Linked DNA regions of Homo sapiens: region 1 is linked to region 2. The links are chromatin loops, found by intact Hi-C in ENCODE. Cell type or tissue: sigmoid colon. All regions are shown on one strand.

The links. Peaks named below come from ENCODE experiments on the same cell type or tissue, not always from the same donor. Only the 100,000 strongest peaks of a DNase experiment are listed, where the experiment ranks them.
Region 1: a loop joins it to region 2, with 13 times the contacts of the local background. A loop is called at or near these places in 2 of 110 quality-filtered maps.

What each region holds. Positions count from the first base shown.
Region 1 is chr6:135,919,699-135,927,698 of GRCh38, reverse strand. All of the region lies in intron 1 of PDE7B (phosphodiesterase 7B), which reads right to left. Among named protein-coding and RNA genes, the nearest start is that of PDE7B, 72 kb to the right of the region's middle. In sigmoid colon, no CTCF peak of the experiment used is centred here; DNase peaks (open chromatin) are centred at 4,708 and 5,318; H3K27ac peaks cover 569 bases.
Region 2 is chr6:136,099,548-136,107,547 of GRCh38, reverse strand. The region is part of intron 2 of PDE7B (phosphodiesterase 7B); the gene reads right to left. Among named protein-coding and RNA genes, the nearest start is that of PDE7B-AS1, 31 kb to the right of the region's middle. In sigmoid colon, no CTCF peak of the experiment used is centred here; a DNase peak (open chromatin) is centred at 3,577; H3K27ac peaks cover 1,595 bases.

The sequences.
Region 1 (8,000 bases), 180 kb after region 2:
TCTAGGTGTTCTTCTACAGTTTTTATAGTTTCAGGTATTATCATTTACAATAGCCACAAAAAGAATAAAATTCCTAGGAATATAGCTAACTAAGAAGGTGAAAAATCTCTTCAATGAGAATTATAAAATGCTTCCGAAAGAAATCAGAGAAGAGACAAACAAATGGAAAAACATTCCATACCCACGGACAGGAAGAATCAATATCATTAAAATGGCCATACTGCCCAAAGAGTTTATAGATTCAATGCTATTCCTATCAAACTACCAACATCATTTTTCATAGAATTAAAAGAAACTATTCTAAAAGTCATAGAGAAGCAAAAAAGAGCCTGAGTCACCCAAGTAATCCTAAGAAAAAAAGAACAAAGCTGGAGGCCTCACACTACCTGAACTTCAAACTATACTACAAGGCTACAGTAACCAATCAACATGGTACTGGTACAAAAACAGACACATAGACCAATGGGACAGAATAGAGAACCCAGACATAAAGTTAAATGATTTTAAAACAAAGCATAGGGAGCATAAAAATAAGGTTATCAGATTAATTTAGCATACATGTTACAGAAAAAAATGGAAGCAATGACAAAATGTATTGTTTGTGAAGAAGAAACGCATTTTCTCCAGAAAAAGCTCATTAAACTATATGCTAACAAGTATGTTAGATGAATAGGCTGCTATTGAAGAAACAATTAGAATTATGGTGCTATAACCTAAGAATATTTAATAAGAACATGAATTCAACATACTTCATTAATTCAAGCAGCTACATTAATTCAAAGAATTCATAAAGATTATGCGGAATCTTTATGAGTCAACATTTTGAGAGTATCACTACTGCTGATTTTTCTTCTTTGTTCAGTAGGTTTATGCAGGAAAAGATAAGGAAAATTTATTAAGCACTTGCCGCACAGTAGAAGTCGTTAGATTGGTTTGGATGGGGTTCAGGACATGCCACCCCAAAATGTGGTACATCGTGACATTTGAGAAAGCAGTAGAAACAGGAAGGCCTTTCTGACCACCACCCTCTACCCCTGCTCTTCTCTCCTGAAGGAGGTCATAAAACCTAGGAGGGATTTTCTGATCTTCACCGGAAGCAGGTCATATGACCCTCTTTGAAAAGTGCTCTCCCTATACCCGGGGTATAGGAGCCAAAGACACAGAGATACCAAGAAGAATGTGAACACACAGGTTTTGCTAAGCCCCCCCCACCCGCAGTTCAGTACCATTAGACCACACCCTTTGTCCTCTAATCATATTTCCTTGTGACCGCCCACTCTTCCTCAAGCCTTTCATAAAAAATACAGAGGTTTGCCGGGCATGGTGGCTCACGCCTGTAATCCCAGCACTTTGGGAGGCCAAGGTGGGCAGATCACGAGGTCAGGAGATTGAGACCATCCTGGCTAACACGGTGAAACCCTGTCTCTACCAAAAATACAAAAAAATTAGCTGGGCGTGGTGGCGGGTGCCTGTAGTCCCAGCTGCTCGGGAGGCTGAGGCAGGAGAATGGCGTGAACCCAGGAGGCGGAGCTTGCAGTGAGCCGAGATTGCGCCACTGCACTGCAGCCTGGGCGACAGAGTGAAACTCCATCCCCCCTCCCCCCCCCCCCCCCAAAAAAAAGAAAAAACAGAAGCATGCCTCATTATTCAGGCTTCATTTCCTAAAGAAGTCTACAGTGTCATGTAAAACTTATATAACCAATTTATATTCTTTTCTTTTGTTAATCTGTCTTCTATTATAGTGGCCTCAGCCATGAACCTAGCGATGGGTGAGGGAAATCCACTGCTTCTCACCTACAATTTTCAACACACAAACGAACAAAAGGGCAAAACATTTTTTAAAAAAAATTATGTAGTTTGTGTAAAATGAATATCAGGGAAAAAATAGTCAGGCTAGTGCCTTTCAGAAACACTATTTTTGAAAAGCTATTTGGGTGGCATAGGAGAGCATAAGCTGTTAAGATCTTTCAAGCAAGGCGTTAAGATCATTCTAATTGTAAATGTTATTCAACCAGGGCTTTTGCTTTTTTGTTGTCTTTTAAGAATTATTTAAACAATATGCGCAGTATTCATTTCAGAATTTTTTTTTCATGCTGAAGTCCCTTGGGTGTTTTGTGGCAAGGTACTGGCAAAAATTCGTTTTCACTGAATTTCATCTAGTGAAATAGTTCTCAAAAAACTGATTTCACTAGTTTGCATGTCTTGCTGATTTTTTGTAGTAAACAGAAGAAGCTCAGTTTTGCAATGTAAGATCACATTGTAGTCAAACTTAAAATTTTAAATAATGTGTCAGCAATGAAATAAATTTGACTGAAAGCTAAAGTGACTATCTAGCTGAGATAGAGAGTGAGGTATGCCCTTTTTGGATAATGTGAGGGATTTCAACTGACAAGTTGAACATCTTATAATGTTATAACATTCCCCAGTGTTCACTCAAGATCTAAACTGCCTGAGGACCCTGTTACTGACTCTTTCCAAGTTGAACCCTTGGCAGTTAGGGAACATAATGTTTGTTGGGTATTTTTAATGATTTATTTTTTAAATATTAAATTTTCTACTTCTTTTCTTTCAGCTTCTGTTTCAGTTTAATTGAATAATATCTTGAGACAGGTTGGCATATAAACTATTAAAAATGTTCATCATTTTCAGCTACTTATTCATATGAAACAAGATTTTCCCCATTTTACAAAAAAAAAAAAAAACACCCAAATATAGAAATACAGTGTGTGCTGACGTTGATATAAAACTATATCCATCACCCAGCCTTCAAATGTTTGTGTTTTTAGAACAGCATCTTTTTTTGTTGTTGGTATTTTAAAAACCAACCTACCCACTCAACCTAACCACTTCTACTATATGACAAACACTTAATAAATTTTCCTTGTATTTTCCTATGTTACTCACTGATTGACTTTGTAAGTAAATATACTTTTACATTAAAAACTATATAGTACTATAATACTTTGATCTCTTTCATTTATTGGAAATTGTGCATAAGATTCTGCCACTCAAAAAAAAAAAAAGAAAAACAAAAATACTTAGAGGTGACATCCCACAAAAAAAAAAAAAAAAAAAAAAAAAGAGAGAGAGAGAGATTCCACTACTCAGAGTTTGAAATTCACTGTTCTAAGCAAGCATTATGTGGTAGAACAATTTCTGGTCCTGCTACCAGAAGACCTGAGTTTGGTTTCAGATACACCAAGTAGATGGTATGACTTCGGACACGTCACCTTGCTTTTCAGGCTCTCAGACTGCTCACCTATACACAGGGCAGGTTATGGCATTCTGGGGAAATTGAGGAAGCTAGGATGGAGCTGGAACAGAGAGAATCTAGAGGGAGCAGAATGTGGGGCCACCCTCAAAGCTCTACCATATGGTACAATATCCTTTGGATAGACTATATCTATTTCTCTACATCAGAACAATTAAATTGTTTCCAATTTTTTAGGTCATAAGGAGCATTGTGATGAATGTATTTTTACATGTTTTTTAGGTTAGGAAATTTTTCTGGAATAAGAATTATTGAATGAAAGAATAATAACTTTAGTTTTTTTCTAAATACTTTCTGTAAAACACAGGTCTAGAAAATTTATTCAAATTTTGGCCGGAATTGAATGAGATTGCCTGTGCACCTTCCTATCACTAATTGTTTTTACATTTAAAAAAATTTGTCAACTTGATAAGCAAGAATGTATTTATTATTGCTTTCATTAGATTTCTTAGATTACTAGTGAAGTTTAATATATGTTTGTGTCCATCATTTCTCTGAATTTCTTTTACTGTGTACTGCTAACCATCTCAGTTGTTATTTTTCTACTCTTGGTAACAACTGGTTGGTAATAGTAATTGTTTCATACAGTTTCTTTGATTATAAAGGATATTAATTCATTGTCATATTTTACAAGTATATTATCAAGTTTGTCACTTGTGTTTTAATTTTATAAAATTTCCATGTATAATTTCTACATTTTTATGTTGTCAAGTTTGACATTTGCTCTCTCATTCATGACTTTTATACCTTGAAACTCCTTCTGTGTGGTAAGACCACTATATGTGTTCATTTCTTTCTATTTTATATTGTTCTTAATACAAACAGCTATTCATCTACTTTTTTATGTTTTATCTGAGATTGGTATAACCTACTTTTTTCTAAAAAGTCAGTTCTGCCTATACCATTTTTTGAATGACCCATCAGTTTCCCATTGTTTATGAAGCTTTACTAATCATATACTAAACATTTCATATATAATACAAATCACTTAGTGTCAATTTTACATATTTTTAATATTCTATGAAATGTGATATTTATACAAAGATCTCTATATACCTTACAGATTAATTTTAGTTATCAGATATTTTTACAAAGTAATACTGCGTCTGTGTAATAGCTCTAAGGCAAGTCATGCATCTTCTTGGTGTCTCCATGCCTAGTGCAGAGTTTGCCACACAGTAGGCACTCAGTATATAGCTACGGAATTGTATGAGCCTTTTTCAAGAGAAATATTCTATTTTGTGTGACAAAAGAAGGGACATAAAGTAGACTACATAGATCGTGTTGGCTACTTCAGCTTCTTTCTCTTCTTCTTCTTTTTAAATAAACACTAATAAAACAGGATTGATATCTCTTGAAAGTTCTAGTGAAGCAGGGAGGTTTTCCAGAAGGTGGTTGGATCCCTTTATTAAAAGCATCTGTGCCACGGCCACTGGCAGAAGCCCAAACATCCTGAAGTGGACGGCTCTGGGAAATCAGAAAGATAGAACACAGCCAAATTCTAAGATGGAACAAATCGTAAAGTCATACTGCATCTTAATTTGATGACCCACAGGAAAGGTTTTTCTGCCTCATCAAGTCTATAAAGCAAGGTATTTATGGTTTTCTTGAGCACTTAATAGGTAACAAGAGTAATGTATAATGATGCTATTACACTGACTTAACATAGACTGTTTCTTAAGGTATGTTGTTAATTTTACTACTTTGATTTTCTCCATGTGTGATTGATTTTGCATTCATTGTTTCATAATATATATCCAGCCTCAGTAAAGCATTCCAAAAGCAGAAGCAAGCAAGCACTTAGGGAATATTCACATTAAAGAAGTCTTGTAACTCAAAAGATGAAAAATGCCATGTATCTCCTCTCCAATATGGTAATTAACAGCTGAAAGTCAACTCTGGATCATCTGTATAGTGGGGCAGTAAAGGGCATATAAAATCATAAATAAACCCAGACTGGTTTTTGTTTTGGAATGGCTCCTGTACTTCCATATGAATAAGAGAGTGACTCACCCCCTTGGGAATTCACAGTACATCAAACCAAATTAGGAAGCCAGGCAGCTGTGACCTGGTTTTGTAAGGGCCAAGAAAACTACAGAGTTTCACTACTGAACCTAGTAACTCAAAATGATTCCCTGGTTCCCATGCCATTTGATACATGGGTGTACCTTACTGACTCATATAAAATGCCACTCTGGGCTTGTGTTTTCTCTTACCTTACCCAGAGTTGTATGTGAGGAAATAAAGGCTTGAGAGATCTTGAGGTGGCAGTTTACAGGAGGGTAAAAGGAAACAGGAGTTAGAATAAACAATGTTAGTAAAAACTTGGATGCAAGATTGACCTTATGCAATCTCTAAGGTAAATCCCCAAGATTTATTTCATATAACTACAGTAAAAATAACCCTCATGAATTGAGTTCTAATACTAATGCTCATTTCAGGTACATTGAATTGAATGAGGGAGAGAGTTCTAAACTGCTTGTTCTCAGTCTACTCCAGTAAGTTTTATTTTTCATTGTTTTGGGGATGCTTTTGGGAAGGATAGGAGGTTGGGATGAAAGTATAAGGGGTATTTTTTTATAGTAGAAAGGGATGTGGAGAACAGGGTAGAAAGAGACTCTGATTGTATTAATTTAGGATCTGATAATATTCGTCCAAATTTGATACACTCACAACCTACCCAATAGCTATGACTTTTTGGTACCTGGTTTAATTTTCTGTGAAGGTATTAGAATAAAAATTAGGAGATATATTCTATTTATTTATTTTCATTGGCAAATCAGCCTTGTTTCTTAAAGAAAATGGAAACCTGTTTTTATAAAGAATTACTGAAGTAGTTTTCCTTGAAAAAAAAATCTTCAGAATGTCCAGATGATGGATATATTATGCTATGAAAATTTTAATATAGGGGAACATCTCATAATGGAAACAGCTTAATAAGCAGGGAATTTCCATGCACTGATTTCTGTAGAAACTCTAGTATTATTTTTATTCCTTGTTTGGTTACAAGCAATGTTCTCTTGGCTTTTGTTCAGGGTAAAGCTTACAAAACTGCCTGTTGGGTTCTTTCATCGTTATTGTTGCCACTGGAAGGGCTTTTACCACCACTTTTGAACTCTACAGCCTCCTGAATATATCTGTCCATCTAAGAAAAGGATTAAATTCAAGATAACCCTTGTCATCTGCATGCTGCCACATGGTTAGGATGAAGACTGACACACGAGACAAGTGATGGTAAGTTGGAAATAGCCTGTTATCCAAGAAACGACAGTTATTTTCTTATTTTATACTCAAAGAAGTGTGGCACTAAACCAAAATATTGTCGTCTACACTCACTGACTTTAATAGGCGATCCTCCTCGGGGCCTGACCACCCCCAAGCTCTTTCTGTCTTACCCTCTATTATTCTTTTAACAAAGCTTGAAAATTTATAAGGAACTTTGCTGGCACCTCCCAAGAGAAAAAGAATTCACCAGTGGCCACTACCAGCACCACATTGTTTATCAGAACATAAAGTTCGGTTGAAATCCCGCAGTGACGTCATCCCCCAGCACTTACTGATGAAGCTAGGGACAATTCCAAGACATTTTCAATGGGATTGGATACTCTGCGCAGGAAATGGTCAACCAGCTTGTACTTCAAAGACTTTTCCTCTACTTAGGTTGTGCTTAGCTCTTAAAAGACGTGGAAAGGAACCTAAATCACAGACTCAGGCTAAGTTGATTCTTAAAAAGATTCCAAGAGAACTTCATATGCTGTGGTTATTTTTCTGTGGGTTGATAACTTGATGTAATTACTGGCATTTAGGTGACTCTTTTTCTGAAACATCGTTAGACTCATGGAGACTTTGCTCTAGGAATGGAAAAACATTCACTATCATATGGGTGACACAAAAATAGTCCAGAGAGACTGGTCTTTTAGGAGGTGGAGCTGCAAATGGTTTGAAAAGCAAACTGCCCACATTGATGGGGAGGGTCATGTATACCTAGATGTTGAAAACTAGGATCAAAGAAATAACTTCTCAAAAGACTAAGAGATCAGAAATTTAGGATACATGTATTTAGATGGAAAAAGAAGCATGGGGAGGACTTGACATGCTATATGCCAACCTAGGTGTTAAATATTTAAACTTTTTCTCATTCTATAATCTATGTGTTCTCTATTCTAATTGGAAATGATATGAAGCAGATATAGGCACATTTTCTATTTATAGAAATGCATTATGATCTTGAATTCTCTTTTGCCAATGAAATTTTTGGATGACACGACAAATATTCTTATAAAATTATTAAAGAAAATGACTAAGCTAAAATTAGTGAAGGCTCATGATCACTTTTTAAAAAATCTGAATGTTTCAACATTATCTAGGATACTTAAGACAAGAATATAACCTTTTAGGGTCAGGAGACCTAGGTTTAAGTTTGGTTTTCTTATTTATAAAATAAGGATAGCAATATTTACTTTAAAGATTTCTTGTGAAGGCTAAATGAGCTAATTTTAAAGAGTTCTCTAAACAGTAGTGGTAGTAATGATAATAATAATAAAAACAACAGATGAGGCAGAGTTTCTTCAGTGCTTACAATGTGAGGGGCACTGTTCTGTCCTGTATTAACTCCTTTAATTTTCGCAACTCCTTCGTGGATCAGATACTATCCTAACAACCCTTTAACATATAAAGTCAATCATAGAAAGGTTAAATAATTTGCTCAAAGTCATTTGGTTAGTAAATG
Region 2 (8,000 bases):
TCCTGCAAAGCAGGGATCATGCATATCATGTTATTTACATTTCTCCATAATAGCACTTTGAATGCTGTCTGGTACTTAGTGGATTCTAAGTGAATGTTCTCTGTTGACAAGAGTAGAAATAAAGACCAAATTCACCAGTTATTATATATAATATGGAATCAGAGGAGAGGTAGAAATATGTGAGACATAATGTATCTCTGGAAGAACTGAATCAGGGAAGGTTTCAATTCCAGTAGTAATGGGTACACTCCCATAAATCACCTTTTTCCCGAAGTAAGGTGGCACTGGGGCCCCAGCCTGGGAGCTGAAAGGAAGAACAGTCCTCTCTCCTTCCTTTCCTAATTCCTGGAGGAACTCAGGGCCTGGGTGAGATCCCCATCAGCTGCAACTCATGCAACTGATATGCTTAAAATGTCCCTCATAGATGGGCCTTGAGTGTACTTGGGGTTGTAAAGTGCAAGCCATGAGCTCTTGGGCTGTTCTCTGCTTTGAATTTTACATTGGTGCCTTCTTCAATGCTTTGTATAATGTGATATTACATTGCCATATTGATATGAAAGAATATTGTAATTTATGGATAAATGTTATAAACCAAAGTGAGAGGAAGAGGAATAGATGGAAAAGTACTTTTATAGGTCTGAATATAAACTTACATCAATGAGGGTAAAGCTGTTAGCTTTAAAAAAAATGTACTTATGTACTTTAATATGGGGTGGCTGGTCAATAAAGGAAAGCTACCAAGAAAAGTTGAAGTGTTTTTCTCTCCTCGGCAGTTGTCTTGAACACCCTATGTTTACAAAGCACTTTCACAACATGACAGTATATTTATCTTCTTGTTTTTTCTCATTGGACCTTCATAATAACCCTGTGAGGAGAGACACCTTTATTCTCTTTACTTTATAAGTAAGAAAATAGAGGCTCAGAGAAGAATGGTTGTGAAGGACTACTATTCGCTCTGTAGTCCCAGTTAAGGGCACAAGCCCCTTAAAGTCCTGATATAGTAAATATTTATGGACTTTAATTGAGCTGCCTAAGTTTATGGTGCTTTCAGCTTATAGTCAGTGGGGTAGCACTTAAATCTAGGCTGTTAGACTTCATAGGAAGAGCTCTTTCTACAATACCGTTGTTTTCTAACCTTATGATTAGAAACACACACCTTAGGGAGTGTGTAGACCTGGTTTTTAAAATGAAAAAAGAAATGAAAATCTTAGATCCTCACATAAAAGTAGTTGTAGTTTTAATATCAATTGAGAAAATACAGCATGTTAAAATGATAGACTCACTGACTTTAAATAAATTTATGTTTTATAATGGTAAGAAGGGAGACATATACAGTAAAAATGATGCATGGAGGAGACTGTATAGATTTTATCTACAAAGCTGGCTGGGCTTGTGGATTTGTTGACCTGTTGCTGTAATCTCATGGGCTCCTTCCAGCACTTTCACGCTCACCTTTTGGAAATCACTTCTCCATTAGTATTTTCTTCTCAGTATTACCAAAGAGGAACTGTATAGATTTTATCTACAAAGCTGGCTGGGCTTGTGGATTTGTTGACCTGTTGCTGTAATCTCATGGGCTCCTTCCAGCACTTTCACGCTCACCTTTTGGAAATCACTGTGTAATATTGATGAAGTTTTTAATGCCTGTGACAGGATTTCTTCCTGGTCTTCACCTGACAATCTAGGGCAGCGGAGGCCCATTATTACGTAAAGTTTTAGATTTAGGGAAACTGAGGAAGAGTACCCTGTGGCCAAATGGATGAAGGGAGGGCAATACACTGGGAACTTGGGGGCTCCTGTACTGACAGGACGAACATTTTGCCATCTTGGGTAACCCTGGATGAATCAGTAATCACTCTGAAGTCCAGTTGTCTAATATTTAAATTGCATAAATCATAGCAATTTTATCTACATCACAGAGTTGTTGTAAGGAAATTATAAGGTATGTGAAAATAATATGGTAGATAACATTCATTGAATACTTATACTGTGCTGAGGATTTTACATGTATTATCTCACATCATCAACCCAACAACCCAAAGTAGCTGTTATTATTATTATTTGACAGCTTTACAGATGAGGAAGCAAAGCTAATGGAAATTTGATAATTTGTTCAGACTCATAGAGCTAGTAAGTGCAGAGCTTATGCTTAAACTCAGAACCGACTTGAAACCTCATGTTCTTAACCACTTTCCTATATTATCAAGATGAAAAATTGGTTAAACAGGTCAGCATTAACTTTTTCTTACGTAATGTATGCTTTGATTGCTGTTTGCTGATAAACCAAATGTACAGTCATGATGATTTGTGGAAAAAGAATACCAGGAGAATCCCACTCCCTTGATGAGTTCACGGTTCAATCAAAGAGCATTTCAGTGGAAATGGGCTGTACAAGCAAGACAACCAAATCCTGTCCTGGATCAACAAGGAATCTATTACTTTTAAGTAAGAAAGCAATTATTAAAAATATTCTTCAGCAGAACTGAAATTAGCTGGCAACAAATTTTCACACTGCACCCTACTTTGGGAAGAAGAGACAAGTAACAATGGAGCTAGGTGAGAGCAAAGATACCTAAACAAGCAAACAAACCCAAACAAATCGGCAATAACAACAAATAAGGAAACCATACCTGGAAGATTCCATTTCAGTGCTGACACTGTCCATAACTACACTGCACTTTGAGAAGCTGATTCCTCATAAACCTAACAATGCCCCTTTGGTGTAGTAAATAATCATTTTCAAAAGGATGAAATCATGTTAAGAATACCAGTAAGGCAGGAGGCAGGACAATTGTAAGTATGCTAACAATGCATCTGAGAAATTTCACAACATGAAAACAGTTCAATACAAACACACCAGACATTCCCAATCTGAAGCATTCTATTTAATGGAAGCGCTCATGTAGTAAGATTTATGTGTTAATGGTATATTTCTAATATAGAAAGTTTTCTTTCCTTCTCCCTGCTTTAAGGAGCCTGTTCTGATATTAAATTGCTTTAATACGCTGGTGGGAAGAGAGAATTAATTCAGTAACAACAGTCCTCAGAGGAGCAGAGGCTACTGGGCTGTTTTCTGAGGGACAGAACAAGCGGTGTCCTGCCTAGCTGCTTTTCCTGGCCCAGGGTCTCAGGCAATCATCTATTTACCTAAGGCCTTATATCCAAGCTAAACAATTATTTTGACTATTCATTGAGTCCTTGTTTAACTTAAGCAACTTGTTTTTTTTCTTCTGGCATATGAAAGGTGCTGTGGAAGCTGGTAGGAAGCGTTGACAGCCTAGAGTCATGTCCCCAGTCTGTTCTTATTGTGTTCCAAAAGGAAACAAACAGCAGGGGCATTCTGATTTTGAAAGGCTGCTGCTTTTTTTTGCCCCTTCAGGCTGACAACATCACATGTCATCCCCTGTACTGAAGGCTGCAAACAGGCTCAGAGCTGAGCTGAATTGCCCCAGGAGCCACGACCTGACCTGACGACAGCCCCTCACCCTCCCTGAGGACAGGGCTCCGGAATGGACCTCTTGCTTACTTGGCCTCTCACGCTGCCTCTGGTTAATAAAAGCTTGTGCTAGGAAGCAGATGTCTATGTAGCCTCTTATGTAACTGGCAAAGAGGGTGGAGACTCTGACAGCGATGACAACTTACAGTGGCTGAAACACAGGCCATGTGACAAGAACCAGACTCTGGCCCCTGTCGTGGTATGTCAAGGTCATTTCAGGGTGAGGAAAAGGTGTCAGGGACAGAGCAGTAGCTACTGGGCTTCCATGGCATCTGAGATGAATGAAGAAGATAGTGACGTTCTTGGTATAAACAGGTTGCACGGAATATGGGATAGAGATTCATAGCAGGGGCATCACTAAGGAACCAGGAAGATGAGATAGTGCTGGTATCAGAAAGGTGAAGCCGCAAAGCAGCCCAAATATGGTGGGAAAGAAGCAGCTCTCATGAAAGGTATTCCTCTGAGCTTGCTGAGCACATTACTAATTCATGTCACTGCCACCACTTGCAAAATAAAGACAGAGAAAATCCAGATCCCAAATCTCAGACAACTTTCACCATACTGCACATCTCAGCTAGAAGCTTTGTTTATTTCAGCTGACTACTCTCCAAATTAACTAAGTGAACGATTTCTCCTAAGATGTTTATCTGGCCTAAAAGAGAGGAGGAAGGTTGTGCAATTTAATCACTCCATAGATTTATGGGATAGCACAAGCAGCCAGTTCAGATAACTTAGGCAGAGATTATTGTTCCGAGTACCATGATCTTACAGGAGGGAGCCAAGATGGCTGATTAGACCCAAATTTCCCCTGTGGGCGTTCAATCTTCCACTTTCTTGAGTGACACTGGGCCTGCCTGGTCATCAAGGACTATGTGCTGAACTGGCTAAGTAGGAGGCTTCCTGTCCATTGTTCTGTTTCACTAGCTGTGTGTTCCTGGGCTGTCGGTGAGAGAGCTTTGTATGTAGGAAAGAGGCAAACCAGGAGTTAGTCGTCCAGAAACCACATTTTTCGCAAAAGGAATGAAACACAATTTTCTTTGCATGTGAAAAAAGTTCTTTCTTCTCTTCTTAAAAATCTTGATTTGCATATAAAAATCAGAGAAAAGGGAAATTTCACTAAGTTAGAGTCGCCAAACAATACTGCATCACCTTGCATCTTTAGCTTAGAATGATGACTTTCTGACAAATGTGCATTTTGGAACTTGAATGCTGAAAAGTGAATATGTAAATAGTAGTGTGTTTGTTTTCTAAAGAAGGTAAGGCAGGTTTTAGACTAGTGTCAACAAGAGCTATCCTCATTTTTGAGCTTGATAGTTTTTCAGAGGGAAAATGAGAAAAAAGTAAGCTTCAATCACCAGGAACATAGGAGTCTCATAAAAAAAGATACTGAACAAGAAGCAGTGGGAATGCCCAAGGAGAATTTCAAAAGCTGTAAAAGACCTTAAAAGAACACAAAGACATGTCTTTTTATAAAGGTTGGGTAGAAGGAGAACAACTTGAGGAGTCAACTTGGGGACTATGAAATCTGGGTCTGCCTTCAGTAATGAAAACACGGATGGGTGTAAGATTACGCATCATTCACGTATTTCTGGGATAATACTTTTAATCTCCAGAATTTCCACCAAGCAAAGTTCGTTGTTTTTTAGAAATGCATTATATATAAATTGCTTAGCACAGTGCCTGGCACATAGTTGGTATTCAAAAACCAGTAGCTATTGTTCTTACTTAGTTACCATTCTTCCGATGGATATTCTGTGTTCCTTCCCAAACCCCCACCCACCCCCTACCAGCTCCTTAATTGTTGGTATTTTTAGGAGGATTTTCTAAATGTCAGGATCTGTTTGAAGGGCTTTATGTGTATGAGCACCTTTAGTCCTTGTGACAAGCCCCAGGCATAGGTGTGTGTATCATCCCCACTGTCCTGAGGAGCACAGAGAGCTTATAAAGTGACTAAATTGGGATTCCAGGTGCCCTCGGGAGCCCTTGCTCTCTAAAGCACTCCTGCACGTGGCCAGCATCTCCATTCTCCACAACAGAGACCAGGAACAACTACGCATGATGTACTTCATAGGTCCCTTCAGTCTTCCCAGGCCATGTTTCTTCTCTCTCTGCTGGACATGACAGGGTTAATAAAAGTGAGCACCAAAACTATGTCCTGAGGAAAACCGAACATTTATCCTGGTGTTTCTTCACAGCAACATTATAAGCCCAGGACAACAGGTGTGCTGTGGACCACAGCTCGGGACCCATGAACCCCTAGTGGTGCAGGTTAGACTACAGGAAGATGTAGACTCCACTGGAGTGTGTAGGTATCTTGCAGTTTGGTAGAACATTTAGGTATGGGAGTCAGCAAAGGGGCCAGTTTTTGGGCAGGCTGAGGGGATCCTAAACTAATTCAGTTCATTTCAACAAATGCTTATGCAAAACATTACACAAAATGTTGAAAAGTAGGCGAAGACAGAAATAGAAACTACCATTGGAGAATACTACAAACACTTCTACACAAATAAACTAGAAAACCTGGAAGAAATGGATAGATTCCTGGACACATACACCCTCCCAAGACTAAAGCAGGAAGAAGTTGAATCTCTGAATAGACCAATAACAGGTTCTGAAATTGAGGCAATAATGAATAGCCTACCAACCAAAAAAAGTCCAGGACCAGATGAATTCACAGCCGAATTCTACCAGAGGTACAAAGAGGAGCTGGCAACATTCATTCTGAAACTATTCCAATCAATAGAAAAAGAGGAAATGCTCTCTAACTCATTTTATGAGGCCAGCATCATCCTGATAGCAAAGCCTGGCAGAGACACAACAAAAAAAGAGAATTTTGGACCAATATCCCTGATGAACATTGATGCAAAAATCCTAAATAAAATACTGGCAAATCAAATCCAGCAGCACATCAAAAAGCTTATCCACCACGATCAAGTCGACTTCATTCCTGGGATGCAAGGCTGGTTCAACTTACGCAAATCAATAAATGTAATCCATTACATCAACAGAACCAACAACAAAAACCACATGATTATCTCAATAGATGCAGAAAAGGCCTTAGACAAAATTCAGCCTTTCATGCTAAAAACTCTCAATAAACTATGTATTGATGGAACACATCTCAAAATAATAAGAGCTGTTTATGACAATCCCTCAGCCAATATCATACTGAATGGGCAAACCTGGAAGCATTCCCTTTGAAAACCAGCACAAGACAAGGATGCCCTCTCTCACCACTCCTATTCAATATAGTATTGGAAGTTCTGGCCAGGGCAATCAGGCAAGAGAAAGAAATAAAGGTATTCTATTAGGAAAAGAGGAAGTCAAATTGTCTCTGTTTGCAGATGACATGATAGCATATTTAGAAAACCCCACAGTCTCAGCCCAAAATCTCCTTAAGCTGATAAGCAACTTCAGCAAAGTCTCAGGATACAAAATCAATGTGCAAAAATCACAAGCATTCCATACACCACTAACAGACAAACAGAGAACTAAATCATGAACTCCCATTCACAATTACTACAAAGAGAATAAAATACCCAGGAATCCAACTTACAAGGGATGTGAAGGACCTCTTCAAGGAGAATTACAAACCACTGCTCAACGAAATAAAAGAGGACACAAATAAATGGAAAAACATTCCATGCTCATGGATAGGAAGAATCAATATCGTGAAAATGGCCATACTGCCCAAAGTAATTTATAGATTCAATGCTATCCCCATCAAGCTACCACTGACTTTCTTCACAGAATTGGAAAAAATTACTTCAATTTCATATGGAACCAACAAGGAGCCTGCATAGCCAAGACAATCCTAAGCAAAGAGAACAAAGCTGGGGGCATCACGTTACCTGACTGCAAACTATACTACAAGGCTACAGTAACCAAAACGGCATGGTACTGGTACTAAAACAGATATATAGACCAATGGAACAGAACAGAGGCCTCAGAAATAACACCACACATCTACAACCATCTGATCTTTGACAAACCTGACAAAAACAAGCAATTGGGAAAGGATTCCCTATTTAATAAATAGTGCTGGGAAAACTGGCTAGCCATATGTAGAAAGCTGAAACTGGATCCCTTCCTTATACCTTATACAAAAATTAACTCAAAATGGATTAAAGACTTAAATGTAAGACCTGAAACCACAAAAACCCTAGAGGAAAACCTAGGCAATACCATTTAGGACACATGCATGGGCAAAGACTTCATGACTAAAACACCAAAAGCAATGGCAAAAAAAGCCAAAATACACAAATGGGATCTAATTAAACTAAAGAGCTTCTGCACAGCAAAAGAAACTATCATCAGGGTGAACAGGCAACCTACAGAATGGGAGAAAATTTTTGCAATCTATCCATCTAACAAAGGGCTAATATCCAGAATCTACAAAGAACTTAAACAAATTTACAAGAAAAAAAACAACCCCATCAAAAAGTGGACAAAGGATATGAACAGACACTTCTCAAAAGAAGACATTTATGCAGCCAACAGACAT